2 separate regions of the Mus musculus genome follow, and region 2 is linked to region 1. The links are chromatin loops, found by intact Hi-C in ENCODE. Cell type or tissue: heart. All regions are shown on one strand. Each heading gives the region's core, and the rest is flanking DNA. Links, peaks and the distances in the headings are about the cores only. Region 1 holds the start of Nav2 (neuron navigator 2). Region 2 holds the start of 9130015G15Rik (RIKEN cDNA 9130015G15 gene).

Region 1 (8,293 bases), core at 1-8,000:
CTCAGAACCTCCCCCAACCCCTGCCACAATGGCTTTGGTGCCTATTTTAACTGGGAACTTTTTTTTTTCTTAATGGCAAACACACATTGTGGCCATCACCAGTTCCGTGTCTGTGTCTGTGTCATACTTTACCAATGGACTGGGCTGCTAGTTGGATGCACCCAGAGAATCTTTGCAGAAGTGCTGTGAAAGCCACTTCACTTCAGCTAGGCCTTGAGCTGTTACACCTCTGTTGACGGTGGCCTAACCTTACAGTTTACAGTAGGAATCTCCAGAGTCCCAGGCTAGGCACCCATCACCTGGGAGTTTATTTGGAAGACAGCATCTCAGCCTTTTGGAGACCTTGAAGACCTATTGAATTGGATTTTGCAGTTCTTATGCATATGAAGGCTTAGGAGGCCCTGGAGGTACACTGAATGAACACTTTATTTGGCTAGAATTCTCAGCCTTAGTACACATCAAAACCCCCTGTTAAGCATTATTTAAGACACAGATTGCCTTCACTCCCCCCTTACCCTCTGGGAATTTTCATTCAGTAGGTTGGGATTGGGTGGAGTGTATCAAAAAGTGTTACAAGTTCTCTGTGCTGCTCTGGGGACTAGACCTTGGACACCCTCTGTGCCTAAGCTCTGAGGATATTTGGGAATAGCTCCACAATCCCTAATAGGGATCATGACTGCCCTTCTACAACTCTTCAGGCAGCTGTGAAGAATCAGAGTTCAAGGAGGAAAGTCCCACAACCCTTTCTCATGGCGTTCTTACTCAAAGGCAACTGCACCACTCATCCATTCAGTGACAATCTGGGTAGCTTTTCAGTCCATAGCGTTCTGCTTGCTTCTGACAGAATCTCATGAAAGTCAAAAGACGGCTCTTCCAAACATTTATTCCTTTAGAAGAGACTGCTCGGAACAATAAATATGTTAAATAAAACAAGATACTAGCATAGGAGATTGTCCAGATGGACGAGGGCAGAGTATACCATGTCAGGGACAAACTTGTGATTTAAAGAGCTAAACCAGGCTATGTGCATCCCCCCCCCCCCCGAGCTAGGGTAGAAAGGGCCTGCAAACAGGCTGGGAAATATGGGAGCAGGGAGTATCATGTCACATCTCAACACTCCAGGGGCTGTTTGAAAACTGAACTTTTACTTCAGTCTGGGCTCTTAGTTTAAGCTACTAACACAAAATGCTGTTGACAGGGCCGCTTTAACAACAAATGCCTCTTTCTCCTAGGCCTAGAGGCTGGAGATCTGAGATCAGGCTGCAGCCATGGTCAGATTCTTGTCAAGGGCTGTGGTTTCTGTGGATTCAGAAAGGCTGCCATTGCACTATCAGAAGTTATCCATCTTCATCGTGTCTCCTCTAACATGGCACTGGGCCCATCATGAGGACCTCTCGGTCACGTACTTACAACCTCCCAGAGGTTCCACTGCCTAAAACCAGTCGAGGATTGGGTATTTATTTACAGTATTTATTTACACTGGAATCAGACAGATTCTGGCAGATGCGGAGCGAGCAAACTGCCCACCACTGAGCTACATCTCCAGCTCCTTTTTACATTTTATTTGAACAAAGAGGATCATTAAATTGACCTCAACCTGGGATCCTCCTGCCTCAGCCTCTAAAGTAGCAGAAATTACAAGCTTACACCCCCATTCCTGGCCACATTAGAGTTTTGCCAGGTAAGTTTGAGAATGATATAGCCCATATCATTAGGATGAGTGAAATTCAACCCTATGGATGTTACAACTTCAGGCTATAGGATAGGAAGAAAGTGACAACATCTGTCCTAGACACAGAAAAGTGGCTTAAAGAGATGACAGTGGGACATACTCCGGTGGGTTCATTAATAATAAAGACAGATTTTTTTTTTCTGGTCCCCTACACTGCCAGACACTATCTCATTTAGCTGGGCAGTGCTTTTAGGGAAAAGTACTCAAACCTCCACTTGACTTGCATGAGACACAGTGTTAGGTCTATAAAGATGGAGGAACTTCCCAATTCAAATCCAAACTGATCTCTAAGGTGGGTGTCCTTGAAGATCAGCCCCATGCACCCTGTCTGCACTTTCTATTTTCCCTTCAGTCCTCAGACCCTGAGTCAGAGAGAGAAAGGAAGGCCTTCATGAAACCATGAAACCAGGGCAGGTTTAGCCTCAGCCTGCCCGGGTCACCAAGCCACTCTAATTACAGTCTGTGGTAGGTGGCAAGGAGGAGCTGTCTTGGGGCGCGAAGCTTCCCCGGCCATTGTATCAGCCTATAAATATTTCAAATACTTAAGTGCAACGTGCAACCTTTGAATGTCGCAGAGGAAGCTGTTGGGACGCCCCTGAGCCCACCCGGAAAGAAGAAATGGCTGGAGTGTCCTTCAGGCGGGGGACAAGGAGACCCGCCCAGTCATTCCCAATGGAGGTGCAGAGAGGTTGGGGCGTGCCTCCGGAACCCGCAAACCGTTGAGATGACCCGAGCGATTTGAAAAAGAGAAACTGATTTCCCCAACACATGCCTGGGGGTGGAAGGAGGCGGGAATCTACAACCCAACGGCGTTTTCAAAGGCGGCTCCGGGGACGCAGGGGTGGCGGCCCGCGGGGAGGCGCGCGCCGGGGCCGTGCCGCAGAGCGGCCACCAGCTCGCTTTGTACTTGCGGCCAAGCGCGGCCCCAGAGTTTCGGCGGCGGCCCCGCGGAGTTGAGGCCACGCCCCCTTGCAGTGCGAGTCGCGACCGCGGATTGGTCCGCGGCTAACCAATAGGCGCGCGGGAACGGCCCGGGCTGTCAGCGCGCGCCGCAGCCGGTCCTCCCCTGCGTCCAGCCCTGCAGCCCGCGCTGCCTTCCCCCGAGCTCAGCTTAGCGCAGCGCTGCCAGCCTGGCCAGCTGCGCGTCCTGGTGCCCGCGCTCTGTCACCACCGCCGTGCTGCGCTGGAGCGCACGGAGCATGGCCAGAGCCGCAGAAGCTCAGGTGCTTGGTGTTCGAGGGGCTTGTGAGCATCGGTGATCGGCTGTCACGCCCAGACAGACCTGTCTGCGGAGATCGCCCAGAGTCTGCCTAGGCGCGGGTGACCCTGTGGCGCGTTTGCTGGGTGACAGCCGCTTCGCGGTTGATACGTCTTGGGCTCCGTGCGTCCTCCGTCTCCCCATCCTCTGCTCTTTTGCTCCAAGGTTCACACCCGCAGGCTCCAGAGCGCGACGTGTGCGTCCCCGTAGCCGGTGTCTCTTCCTAAGGAGCCTTCTCACTTCGGAGACGCAATGACAAGTTAATATGGGCGTCCACGCCTCGGTTTCCCAGGAGAAGAATTGCCAGAGGCAGCGGTCCCCGAGAACCCAGAGCTTCTGAACAGGCCTCCCGCTGCGACATCCGCGCAGGTGGGACCTGCTGAGGGCAGTGACTAGCCCGCCACCCGGCAGGCGCACTCGCAGGATTTCCCCAGTTCCCCGACCCGGGGATTCTGTTTTTTGGGTTTTTTTTTTTTTTTCTTCCACTGTTGGTGGGCGCCTCGCGGGCCGAGGCCCGGCGCCTACTCGGCTGCCCGCGCTGCCTTTAGCGGTCGCCTCCGCCGCCGCTGCCAGGGACGTGCTGGGAAAGCCAAAGCCCCGGGAGAAGATGCCGGCCATCCTGGTAGCCTCCAAAATGAAATCGGGACTGCCCAAACCCGTGCACAGCGCCGCGCCCATCCTGCACGTGCCCCCGGCCCGGACTGGTCCTCAGCCCTGCTATCTTAAGTTGGGAAGCAAGGTGGAGGTGAGCAAGACGGCCTACACTAGCCAAATCCCCCTGAAATCGCAGGGGCTGCAGGAGCCGACGGGGGAGGGGCTCCCGTTGCTGAAGAGCAGCTCTCTGGAGAACGGGTTCGATACCCAGGTGAGCAGTGCTATGTGCTGGGGCACTATTACAGGGTGGGAGTGATGGATGATCCTTCATGAGGGAGGAGGACGGTTGCCTTGAGGAGAGGCTACCATAATGTGATTGGAGAGAGGAAGCATACCCCTTATGCTGCCAGATTGGAAGGATACATTGGTCAGTGGGTGTGGCCAGGAGGGGTTTAGCTGGCCAGGGTGCCAGAGGCTCTCCCGGGGAGCTCTGCAAAGCTAAGGCGTGCTGGCAGCCAGCTGCTTCTATGGGGCTGGAGCAGGTGTAGGGGTGCTTTCAAAAAAATGCATGCTGACATTGGAAATGTTAAGGGCCATCAGTGCCGAGCGCTTGGCCCCAAGAGGATGGGTATCTGCTGTTGTGATGTGTGTCTATACTCAGGTTGTAACCCCAAGGAGTGGCCTGGTGCCTTGATGGGTTGGGTACTACCTGGCTCAGCTGTGAGATCTAGGACAAGGGATACTGAGTGGTTGCCCTGAACTTAACCCTCCTCCTAGCTTGAAGATGGCTGGTCTCTGCCCCATCATTAGGGAGAAGGGATTCTGGCCAGGTGCTGCCAACTGCTAGCTGCTACAGACTCCTAGTAACTGGGGTGGCTTGGCTGTCTCAGAATGGCTGCTGTAGCTAAGCCCCTCCTTCTTGGGTAGTCTATGCTGCCAGCGTTGGTATCTCTGGTGATTAGGGAGGTGATGGTGTGGGTAAGAGCATGGCTGAACGAGAAACGGTGACTTCTACCTTTCCTGGCAGAGCAAGCAATCCCCCTACTGGGCTGGGTGACAGGCCCTGGCCATGCAATCTCTTTTAAGGAAATCCTTAAGGGCCAATCAGTTTCTCTTGGACTCCTGCCTTCCCTGCCGCCTTCCCCCTCTTCTGGCAGGAGGGAGCAGGGCCATGCTGTATTTTCTTGGCTGCCAGTCAGCAGGGACTTTTAGGGACAGGCTGACCTGACTGTTGTGGCTGTCCCAGTCCGGAGAGGAGAAGCCGGGAAGCCAGAAGGGGAGGCAGTCTTGAGTTGGTATAGGGCCAAGCAGCAACAGACCAGACGACCTTTTGGGCACCTACTTTCCCTGATCAGAGGTTAACGCTCAACACATTCCTAACCTTTCTGAGGGAGGAGCTGGGTCTAGAAGCTGCTCAGAGGCAGACTGTTGGAACTCAGAGCCGGAGAAGGCCCCCTCCCCACACAAGCTCCCGCACCCGCCCATCAGCGGGTGTCTCTCTTGATGCTGCACTTGCTAAACATTTTTGGAAGCTGACAGCCCTGACGGATGGTGTGTGGGAGGAAGGCAAGATCTCCTCCAGTGCTCCTGGGTCCTGGCTCTGCTAGGCCGTGTGCTCTGCTCTTTTTCTTAGAGCTACAGGCCTTGTCCAGAGGGCTCTGAAATGAGGGTGAGCACCAGGGTGCCTCCTTCCTCTGTGGGGGGTGAAGTGGGTGGTGTTTTGGAACAGCGACTGGGAATGTGACACATGCCCTCGGGCCCGATGAGGAGGACCGTAGGAATGAAGGGAAGGCAGACGCTGGGCTCATTCATAGCCAGACTCCTGCCTGCTAGTGCCCAGTTGACCCTTCAGCTGAGGAACAGTGGCAGAGGATTGCCATGAGCAGGCTCTGAGAAGGTGATTCACCACTCTCTCCATTAAGAAAAAAAAAATTTTTTTTCACTCTTAGACATCTCCATGAGTGGCTAACTTGGCCCTACTCCCTGGAGGCGCTGTTTCCCTCTGTCCCCATCACCCCACATTCCACCTCTCTTACTCTCCATGGGCATCACGAGGGTGGTTTGGATGGATGGCTCAGGAAACTGGCCACCTTCCAGTGGACAGCCCTGGCTTCCCAGCGGGCCCCTCCTTGCCAGCCCCTGAGTCTCCTAGGAGCTCTTCCATGTAGCGTGCACTCATAGCCCCACCCTGACATCAAAGGGGCTTTGGCAAAAGGATTTTGCCTTCTTTGAACAGGGTATCCCCATGGTGACAGACAGCGCACATCCACCCTCGATTATGGCTTGAGGACTGGGGCTGACTTAGCACCTGGTAATTTCCTGCTCCCAAACGTAATGTTTATCATTACAAGACACTCAGGAAATGATGAACTCCATGGAGCCGTTGCCTCTCTTTTATTTGGGGGATTTTGGGGCAGGAGACTGGCTGGGTTGCAGGGTGACTGACAGTCCAGGTTTTAAAGTGTTGGTTATCAGTGGTACCTTCTGTCTGACCTATGCTTAGCTCAGTAGCCTAGTCCATTAACTAACTACTCCCCTGGGCCTCAGTGATTCCACCTGTTAAAAAAAATGGGCACAGGAATTATGAGTATTAAGAAAAACTTAGTATTCTTTACATGAGAAAAGGTGGAGCCTCTAAGAAGAGGCCAACCTGTTCACGAGCATTGACAGGCCTCTGACTCTGCCTGGCACAGTACCAGGCGCTGTGAGAGGGAGGTGGGGGATGGGGTGAGCTGTGGAATGCCTGGTGTGTTAGGTTCTCATTGGCCTCCACAGGAGCACTTAGAATAAGTGTGGTGTATGTGTCCACATCCTACCATATGTCCTAAGATAACAAAGTAAAGAAGGCACCCTTGCCTTGTACTTCCTAGGTGTCAGGGATTGTTCTGGGTTTTTTTTGCACAAAATAACTCTCTTTTATTCTCTTAACAATCTGGTGAGATAAGGGTGATTGTTCCCATCTTACACATGAGGAAATGAAAGGTCAGTGGCCTCACGAGCAGCAGAGTCAGTAGCATTTGAACTGGAACCCCTTACCTGTCATGCTAGACTCGGGGAGCCACAGCGGCTGCTGGTCAGCTCCAGACCTTGAGGCATCCCGGCCACAGATGTCACCACTGATCCACGCTGTCCAGCGTGGCAGAGCAGATATCTCAGCTCAATCAGGTGCCGGACCAGTGCCGTGCACGCCCACTCTCCAGCATTGTCTCTCATGCTGCTGCAGAGCTGAGGACAAGACTTGGCAGCCTGGATCGTAGGCGTGACGTCTGTTTCCAGCAGAGGGCAGCACTGGGAGAGCTAAAGATGTGCTGGGCCTGAGGAGTCAAGATGCTGGAAGGAAGGCTAGTAGCTCAAGGGCTGGAGAAGACCAGGGGGCTCACAGGGGAGGAAGGAGATGAGCTGGGCCCCAGCAGTGGACAAGAGTGCCCAGTGTGGGGGGAGGAGAGGAGGAGGAGAAAGAGGAAGAAGAGGAGGAGGAGGAGGAAGGAGGAAGAGGAGAACAAAGGAGAGGAGGCTGAGCTACCTTTCGCAGTGCAGAGCCCAAGTGGATGCTCCCTCGTACATGTTCTACGTTGAGCATTTTCCATTTTAGGTCAGGGTATGAGAAAGCGCAGAGGCTTGGCAGTGGATGTTCATGTTGGCTTCTGTCGGAGGGTACCTGAGAAGCTGTGGAGCCGGTGGCGTCTCCTTCAGGACCTGGCTCAGAACTGACCCTTGGGAAGCAACACAGATGACTGTCCTTAGCGTGGGCAAAGCGTTCTTGTTTTTGTCTTTTGGGACAGGGTCTCTCACTCTGTAGACCTGGCTGGCCTTGAACTCACAGTGACCCACCTGCTTCTGCCTGCATAGTGCTGGGATGAAGGGCATGTGCCACCACGCCCGTTTCGGTTTACTCGGTGACTTACCAGTCATCTGCTCATCCCCACCATCAATGACTTGCAAGCCAACAGCTGTTAGAGGGGTCAGCCTTTGCCTCCTCTCCTGGAGCCTCCTACAGACCCGCAGCTCGCTCTCAACCTCCAGCGGAAGCTGCTCTGCCTCAGTCAGGTCCCTCTGACCCTCTTCCTGCTACTGTGCCACCAGGGCCTTCCTGAGAGGACATGTGTTCTGGTCTCTCATGTGTTGTGAACTGGGACCCCATGTAAGTGATCATTTTAGACATACGCTCTGTGTTAGACTACAAGGCTCTGGCCAGTATTCAGGCAAAGACCTCTTGGGGTAAGGACAGGGTTAGCCTTTTTTTTTTTTTTTTTTTTTTTTAAAGAAGCAGTTGCAGGGGGAAGAGATGATTCACATGATACTTTGATATTTCCTGTTTTTAGGAGCTCGTGTTCAGCCTGCAACTTATTTCTTAAAAAAAAAAAATTAGAAGTGATTGAAATCCTGTGTGCGCGTTTTTTAGATGTTTAAAAAGAAAGCGTGGGTGAGGCCCCTGGGAAAAGCCCAGCTCCAAGCTTACAACCTGTTGCAGCTTTGCCCCACTGTGTTTTGATTAGAAGGCTTGCTTCGTCATCAGAGCTGATTGTGGATTTGATTAGTGTGTTTTTCTGCCGTGGGTTGTTCTCTTTCCCCCTTTCTCAGTTCTTGGAGGCGAACGAATGCACATTGTGGTTATCTGCCAACAGGCGAGAATGTTTACGGTTCACGTATCACTGCCTCTCCCCTGGGTTAATTCTCTAGAGACACTTTAAAGGTAGAGTAGGGGGTTT
Region 2 (8,326 bases), core at 105-8,104, 85 kb before region 1:
CTGGTGCACACACATTAAAGAATTAACACTTCCAGAAAACAATACTCACCCTCCCCACGCGCGTGCTCTCTGACATTTCCTCATTTTGAAGTCATGCTATTTTTAAACTGGCATTACTCACCACCTCTGCTGTTTTCCTAACCCAGTAATGGACACAAGCCATGGTCCAGGCAGAGGCAGAGCCTTTGCACTATTTGCAGGACCCTGTTGATAGTGGGGATGCTGTCCTGGACTAGCACTGGGGCTGAGATCTGGCAGGTGCCCAGAGAAGCCGATCTCCTTTGCTTGTACTCCTTAGCAAGCTGGTGGTCCCCAGCCCTGCCTCCTAGACTCTCACAGAACTCTGGGCTATCTCTTGTATGTCCCACTATGACCCAGATTTGCCCCAGTAAGATCTACTCTGCTTAGTCCCTGGGGACCGGCACCATCTTGGACCATGTCCTTCATGTCACCAGCTCCTCAGAAGTCAGTGCCTCTTTAGGAGGTGAGGTTATGCCCTGTCCCCACGATGCTGTCACTTCCTTCCCCAGAGTCTTTCTGTGTGGGGATTGTTCCCCTAATCAGGATGGAGACTCGACTCATTACAAGCTGGTGAGGCAACGGCTCTGTGCTCCAAGCCGAGACAGGCTGTCTGGGAGCTTGGCCAGCCTCCCACTGCCCCGGACACCAGGGCAGCGGCCTCTGCATGGAGCCAGCCTGCTGGGTTTGTCTGCCCCTTCCCCAGGGACACAAGCTGACAGACACTGCTTACGGAGACCTCTGTAGTTTTTACTATTGCAAAAACTCACCATGATCATACAGTGAGGTCCAAGCGTCCGGACAACCTCTGAGTAGAGCTGAACCGCACCTAGAAACAGAGGTGACATTTACCGGGCACTTACTATGTCCCACACATTGTGAGGCAAGCTTCCTAGACAGCCTCCTATACACACTTCACTCTTCAATGGCACTCACTGGGTGCTGCTGGCTACTTCATCCCACGGATAGACAGGGCAACTTAGAATGTTTTTGGGAGGGCCACCCCAGTGTGGCTCCTGGACCCAAATGCTCACCTCACATGTCACTACTGCTCACAGGAGCATGACCCCAAGCCTTCTTTCACTAAGTTCAGCAGTCAGGTGAGTCTCCGTGAGTGACGGCATACCCCTCACATCTGGACAGCTAGGAAGAGAAGGTGAAAGAAGGGATGCGGTGAAGCCATTAGTAAGAGTCAGTTGGGCTCTTTTCTATGGACTTGGCAGTGTCCCTCGGGTGTGATGTCATGATCCTGAGAGGAATGGCAGCCAGTCAAGAGGCCCATGTACTCCTGGGATTTTCATCCAGAGGCCCCGTATAACCCTTGGGATTTTCATCCAGAGGCCCCGTATAACCCTTGGGACTTTCATCTAGAGGCCCCGTATACCCCTGGGATCACAATTCTCATCTAGAGGCCCCATATACCCCTGGGATTCTTGTCTAAAAGCCCCGTATACCCTGGGATTCTCATACTATATTGCCCGACTACCACTAGTCACACTGACAGCCACACAGAAGTCTCCAACATGACAGCTATGAGGCCACAAAGATGCCCTCTGCCTCCTCCAGCCACCAAGCCCTCTGAAGAAGACGAGGGGACGGTCCTGTGCCGACTGCAGAGCCTGTGTGAAACTTCTCATTAACTGCAGTTTAATTACTGCCTGCAGTCGAGGTTTTTAATAAAAGTAAGTCCCAATTAGTCGCTTGTTACTTCAGAAATAATTACTGATAGTGGCCCTTTGTCTTTGTGTTATTTCCGGCTTTATTCCCAGGCCCCAGAACTCTACCCAAGCATTCGTCTTTAACGGAAGGAACTGGGCTTCCAGGGCACATGAGGAATGTTTGCAGGAACTGAGGATTCAGCTGGGCCATGTGTGTCAGCCGGAGAATAGTTGGGGGTGGCAGTAACCATTCTTATGCATGAAGACATTTCTTCAGGAAAGAGCCCTGGTCTATATCCTGGGCCAAGAGTGGAGGGTCTGCTGGCCTCTAACTACAAACTGGGCCAGGCCCCAACCACTGACCTCTGAAAAGGCAGAGTCCCCACCCCCTGACAATGCCAGGCACAGCCGGATGCAAGAACTGCTTTGGAGGGAGGGGAGAGTGTGTTGTTTCCGTGCCAGAGCAGAGCCCCAATCTCTGCCCAATCTCACTTCTGACTGACGGTCCCATCAGGACTTTCTCCAAGTAAGAAGTAGCTTTGGAATGCTGTGTGGACCTTGGAGCTCATGCTGAGCCTGTAGCACATCCGTGTTCCTCGGAGGCTTCCCACAGGTAAGACAGATGCATGGTTTTGTTGAGGTAGCAATGGCATCCTAGCTCCAGGGAGTACCTGTTTGGTCTGACCTACTTTTTTGCTTTTTTTTTTAACCTTTATTCTGCTCTTGATGGGGACTAGTATAGATTTGACCAGTTTTCCACTGACATGGTTAGTCATCAGAGCTGACATGGGTTGGTTGTCAACTCTAGGTCAGGTACCCTTTAGGGTGGCTTACATTTACTAATTTGATATCCTCACAGACAACTTCCTAAATGTTTGTTTTCCTATAAGGAAACTTAGGTATGCAGAGGGGTTGAGTAGTTTACCAAGGTCAACAGGCCTGTGGGTGTCAGAGCTCAGCACACATCTCCCCAGTATCCCTCCACATTTGGGCATGTCCTCTGGCATACCGTGATGTTTGTGGAATAGAGCTGACCACATCCCCAGTCTGTGTTCTCCTGACTCTTTATCTGTGTCTTCTCGGTCTCATTTTTCTTTGATTGATTGATTGATTGATTGATTGACTGATTGATTGGTTTGGTTTGGTTTGGTTTGGTTTTTCGAGACAGGATTTCTTTGTGTAGCCTTGGCTGTCTGAGAACTCATTGTGTAGACCAGGCTGGTCTCACAGAGATCCACATACTCTGCTTCCCAAGTGCTGGGATTAAAGGTGTGTGCCCCTACCACCCAGTGACATGTTTTTTAATTTTATTTGTAGCCAGCTTTCATTTTGCTCAGAAAGCTTCTCTTGTTTGGACCAGCTGGGTGGCTCTAGCAGGTGGCCTCTGTTCTTAGTTGTTCTGCACTGAATGGGGTGGCCAGAAAACATTGGAGTCCAGTTGAGAGGTTGTAACTCTGGCTACCCTAGTTAGGAGGTGACATATCGTCTCTGCCATCATCCCGGCCAGCTCCTGGCCCCCCCACAGTGCCCTTTCCCTCAGAACCAACTTGTTAAGGGAAGAAACCCTCCCTGCTAAGCCAATAATTTTATTTTCCCCCTGAGAATCCTTTCCAGTGAGATTTAAACCATTTGGCTGGAAGACCCTGCAGAAAGAAAAACCCACACTTTCTCATGTTTTCCTTCTTACCTCCTTCCACTGGGCCAAACCACAATGTTGTCTTATTGCTCTGAAGCTGAGCTCTTCTGTGTTTGGAAGTTCACTTGAAACACTGCATCCATCCACGAGGGAAAAAAAAAATGCTGGACTTCATCCCCACACAAGAGGTCCTTTGAAAGTGTAAAGGGTTTGGGATGAGAAAAGCAAGCAGGCAAGCAAGCATGGCTCCGAGGATGGGAGCTGAAGGGACAGAAACAGAACCCTGCCTAGTAACCCTGTCGCTGGGTTTGTTTAGACAATGGGATCGTATTTGTATTTGTTCTGTGCTCCCAGCCCAGGCCGAGTTGCAGTGTACTTGTGTGATTTGCTGTAGAGGGTGGGTGCTGGCCAACCGCCCTTGTTTGCTAATCTTTGTGAAGTGTTGGGTGAACCGTGGACTGTCTGAGAACAGTATGTGGAGATCTGACCTGGCTCTGCAGTTGCTAAGTCGTCTCCCTTCCTCTGAGGCTGATGCACACTCTGCCTCGCTCCAGGACCACGTCAAACCTCTGGGCTGTCCTTCCTTTTCACTTTCTCCAGAGTGAATGGCTGCTGCTTCTGTTTTTGAGCCTCCTGTGTCCAACCCTCAGTGTAATTACCTTCCTGGCTGCTGCAACAACAAAATATGGAACAAAAGCAAATTGACTCAAGGTTTAAAGAGACGTGGTCTATCTGTGTGGGAGGCACGGTGATAGCCTGCTTCTACTGTATCTGCAGTCAGGATGCAGACAGAGGTGAATCTTGGGGCTCTGCTGTCCCCCTTTTTCCTCTAGCCCATGAGGTAGCAGTGTCCATATGCAAGGTGGATCTTCCCTGCTCAGTGAAATCTCCCTAGAAACACCCTCACAGAAATGTGCATCAGATGTGTGCTTCCTAAATTGCCAAGTCCACAGTGAAGATTAACGCTCCCACTGTAGCATAGGGATGCAGGTATGAGGGGCATGCTGGAAAGTACCTACAGGAAGCACTGAGAAGGAGTGAAGAGTAAGGGTGGACAAGAGAAAGCCCAGGAGTGGGGTGATCTGTTTGGTATACAGGCATCCCCTCTCTAACAGGATGTTGGTGATTATGTTCCCTAGGCAAAAGGACACTGTCACTGCCAGTACTGCCCTAGGCAAGGGCAGTAGGAGGCATAAGGTGTCACATCATCTGTTAGAGCAACCAACTTCTCTCGAGTTGCTAGCAATGGACCAAATAGTAGTCAGCCATATTAACTCATCCCTCTCCAAAGCTCCGTGAGGACCAACCTCCATGTCCCCCGAAGTCTGTGACGGAGGCTTCTGGTATCATCTACACTATAGCTGTGGGTGACCACTGCAGACAGAAGCACGGGATTCCCAAGTGGCTCTGTGACCTAGCCATACTCCCTAGCTCCTCGGAGCTTCCATTTCCATTCCCGCAAAATGGGTCACAAGAGTATGGGGCGGTTCTGGGACTCTCACAGGTCAGCACCTGCTGGGAGTTCAGTGAGCAGCATGCTACCTAACACTAATGGAGCAGAAACATAGATGTTGTCCCCAGTATGTAGCTGGAGGAGAGGGGAGTCAGGGGTTTTGAGCAGACCCTAAGCTAAGTCTGATGAGCTGAGGGAGGGACATTGTGAGGGTGTGAATAGGAGACAGGTGTTAGCCCAGCTTCCTCTGCTGCTTCATTCGCTCTCCTAGAGAGGGTCCATCTCAGAGGTTGCCTTTTCTAAGGCTTTCTATGAAGGTCCCTGCAGACAGGAGTTCTTTCTTGGTGTCGTCAGGTTTAGGTTATTAGCGGCACACGCAGGATCTGAGTGTTGATTCAGGGGGATTCCCAAACCGCTCTGTGAACGTGAAACCCAGAAACCCTCCTCTTGAAGTACAGCAATAACGAGATCTGGCAGAGTGTTCTGGAAATGCGGAGGCCTGTGGAGTCAGACCAGCGTGGACGGAGGCAAAGGATTCGTGTGAATTAGCGAGAGGTCTGTATCCGGAGCTGGTTTTGAATGCTATAATTTTATCTGAGTTCCATTGAGGAGCTCAGAATTGCCCAGAGGCAGTAATGCAGAGATCCCTGGGAGGCGCTTGCTTGATTGCAGAGTTAGAAACAATTTGTGCCCGGGCTTCTTGGCAGCCCGAGCCAGACTCCTTTGTTTGGCTGTCAAGCCCCTGTGTGAATGGAACTTATTTGTTATTCTTCTCTATATTTGAAAACATATCGGTTAGGACATGTGACTGTGTGCCAGCAGCTTGCCACAATATCTCAACGCGTGTTCCTGCATTTAACCCTCACTCTGATCCGGAGGCCCAGGAGTCATGCAGGTTGAGTGGCCATTATCTGAAACACTTGAATCCCAATGTGTTTTCAAGTTTTGGAGTTTGGGAATTTGGGATACTTCTATGAATGAGTGATACAGGCTAAGCATCCTTAATATAAAAATCAAAAGTCAGAAATTATCCAAAGGCTGAAACATTTTGAATAACACTGTCATGCTCACATCTAAGGTTGGAGTATTTTCTGTATCAGGCTGTCAATCAGGGCCGACTTGCTTGTGGGTAAATAAACAGGCCCCACCATACTGTCTATGCTCCTATCTCACCCCATGATGCCTTGTTGCATCTCTCTCTCCCACTTTTCTCTGCTGTTTCTACTATACTCTGATCATCCTACGTTCTAGCCTGTGCTCTCCACCCCCACGCCCAGGGCCACCCTTAGAGGTGCTCACTATTAACAGTCATAACCCCAAAGCTCCAACCCCTGTCCCAGCTGCAGCTTCCTCCAGAGGAGTCCATAGAGGAGAACCCCAAAAGCCACACGCAAGTAAAAGCAGTCTAACTTAACGCTGCAAGGCTGCAGGGGTAGTTCAGTTGTAGAGGGCTTGCCTAGGATCAAGATCATGGGTTCAATACCCAGCACTACCAGAAGTAGAACAAATTACCTCTGCTAAGAGATACAGCTCCCAGAGTAGCATAGGGGTAGAAAGAGCCGAGTCTTATTTCCGTTTCGTTCTTTCTTTTCCTGCTTTATCAGGCTAAATGCAGTCCCAAAGGCAGGCTGGTGGTGTGGCCTTTTTACCTGAAGTCTTGGCACATGTGTGGAATCTCAGGCCCCACCTCAGGTCTGTTGACTGTGTCCATCTTAACAAGAGTCCTATGCGTATTGACACAGCTGCAGGTTTGACAAACAAGCCCTTTGCACCCACGTGCTGAGGCCAGGTACAAGAAGTGCACCCGCTCTCTGTGGTTAGTCTTCTCCGGCCATACTGGTTTCCCCAAGGGGTTTTAACTGGGGTACAACAGACAGATTTTGCCGTTCTTTCTAGCTGGCCCCTCAGCTCCTACTCAGACAGGACTTGGGGTATGGCTGCAACACCAAGTCCTAAGCTCCCAGATGGCTTCCTTGCCTAACCTCAGACCTGGGAGCCCTCCAAGCTCAGAAGAAAGAAGATAGCATGGCTGGCCCCTAGCCTCCCCAAGCCTCCCCAGGTGGTCCTGGGGACAATTATGCTCTCTGACTCTTCTGAGCTCCGGGAGGCAATCCCACACTATGCCCATTGCAGAGAAGTGTCCAGGTTCCCATTGTCATCTGAGGTGGCAGCAGGAAGGTAGGCAGGTCATCAGGGTTCCCTGCCCATCTGCTTCCCATGTTCCCGTCCCCAGAGGAAGCATGCCATAACTGCCTCTTGCTGAATAACTCCATTCTGTGCTCAGCTCTCCCTTGTCGGCCTAAATGGCTGTGAAATGGGTAGAGCTGCTGTTGGGGGAGAAGAAAAACAGCACCGTGCAGCAGAAGTAGAGATGCGAACTCTATCCCAACTGTCTAATCACTGTTGGAAGAGAGGCTTTGGGCACAATGACAGCCAAGGAGATGTCCCTCCCAAAACCCCCACTGTAAACCTTTCAAGAGAACCTTCCAACAAGACAACTGATCAAGCACGCTAGGCCGGCTTCTCTATTTTCTCATTATCAGCCAACTTAGGAGCCAGATATGGTATTGGTTTCCTTTGAACCCAGAAACACACACACACACAAACCATACATACATGCACCTCCTATACCCAGGCCTATGCACTCTCCCATTGGACAGATGAAGAGGTAAGCAGTCACAAGTGCAGTTGTTCAGCCAATAGGAGGCAGAGTCCAAGCCCAGCCCTTGTACATCCATAGACACTGCCTTCCTTCATCTTCCTTCCACCTGGACACCAGCCCATTTGTTGAATGCCATCATCCCCATTCAGGGTGAACCTTTCTTCTCTGGGTCTTGTGCTACATCTCAATCCTCCCTGGACATGTGTTCCCACCCCCACACCCAAACAGGTTGTTTGGGACATCTCTGAGCTCTCGGTTACATCAAAGCCAGGGTCCTTTGAGCAAGACTCATGTTTCATCTGTTCCCCAGATGAGTGTTTATGAATGGCATGATGCCTTAGGACCACTGCTTTGGCTTGTCTCTCCTATCACCAGCATGCCTGCTCCTGCACAGGGTGCTGGGTGCCAGAAAAGAGCAGCAGGCGGCACTGCAAACAGATAGGCAGCGCCCACTGCTGTGCAGTGCTCAGAAGGCTTCCAAAGGAGGGGCTGGCAGGCCAAGTTCACCCTGCAGGCATTCAAGAGAAGTCCACTTGCACTTGCACTTGGTTTGAGTCAAGGTGTCCCAAGTTAGCGCTACTCTGGAGGACAAAAGATGTACAATGGGTCTGGTGAGGTGACTCTGCAGTTAAGAGCACTTGCTGCTCTTGCAGAGGACCCAGATTCAGTCCCCAGCACCTATATAGTGCCTTACAACAGTCTATAACTCCAGTCTCAGGGATCCAGTGCCCTCTTCTGACCTCCACATGCATTATGCATGCAAGTGGTGCACAGATAGATATACATACAGGCCAAATACCCAAACATAAAATAACAAATCTTTTAAAGTGTTTAAGATTTTGTATATGAGCAAGTATCGTATCTCTCTCTCTCTCTCACTCTCTCTCTCTCTCTCTCTC

What was found. Peaks named below come from ENCODE experiments on the same cell type or tissue, not always from the same donor. Only the 100,000 strongest peaks of a DNase experiment are listed, where the experiment ranks them.
Region 2: a loop joins it to region 1, with 3 times the contacts of the local background. A loop is called at or near these places in 4 of 42 quality-filtered maps.

What each region holds. Positions count from the first base shown.
Region 1 is chr7:49,243,344-49,251,636 of GRCm38, forward strand. Nav2 (neuron navigator 2) reads left to right here and starts at 2,846. Exons shown (of 39, transcript NM_175272.3): 1 at 2,846-3,855. The coding sequence starts at 3,598. In heart, for the core only: CTCF peaks have their summits at 2,657, 4,717 and 6,856 (motif pointing right); DNase peaks (open chromatin) are centred at 2,718, 4,788, 5,658, 6,858 and 4 weaker places; H3K4me3 peaks cover 3,991 bases; H3K27ac peaks cover 3,521 bases; H3K27me3 peaks cover 1,401 bases.
Region 2 is chr7:49,158,584-49,166,909 of GRCm38, forward strand. 9130015G15Rik (RIKEN cDNA 9130015G15 gene) reads right to left here and starts at 3,575. Exons shown (of 4, transcript NR_154465.1): 1 at 3,364-3,575; 2 at 1,053-1,161; 3 at 789-847. It also overlaps a transcript of Nav2 not described here. In heart, for the core only: no CTCF peak of the experiment used is centred there; DNase peaks (open chromatin) are centred at 198, 398, 1,268 and 3,708; H3K27ac peaks cover 2,069 bases.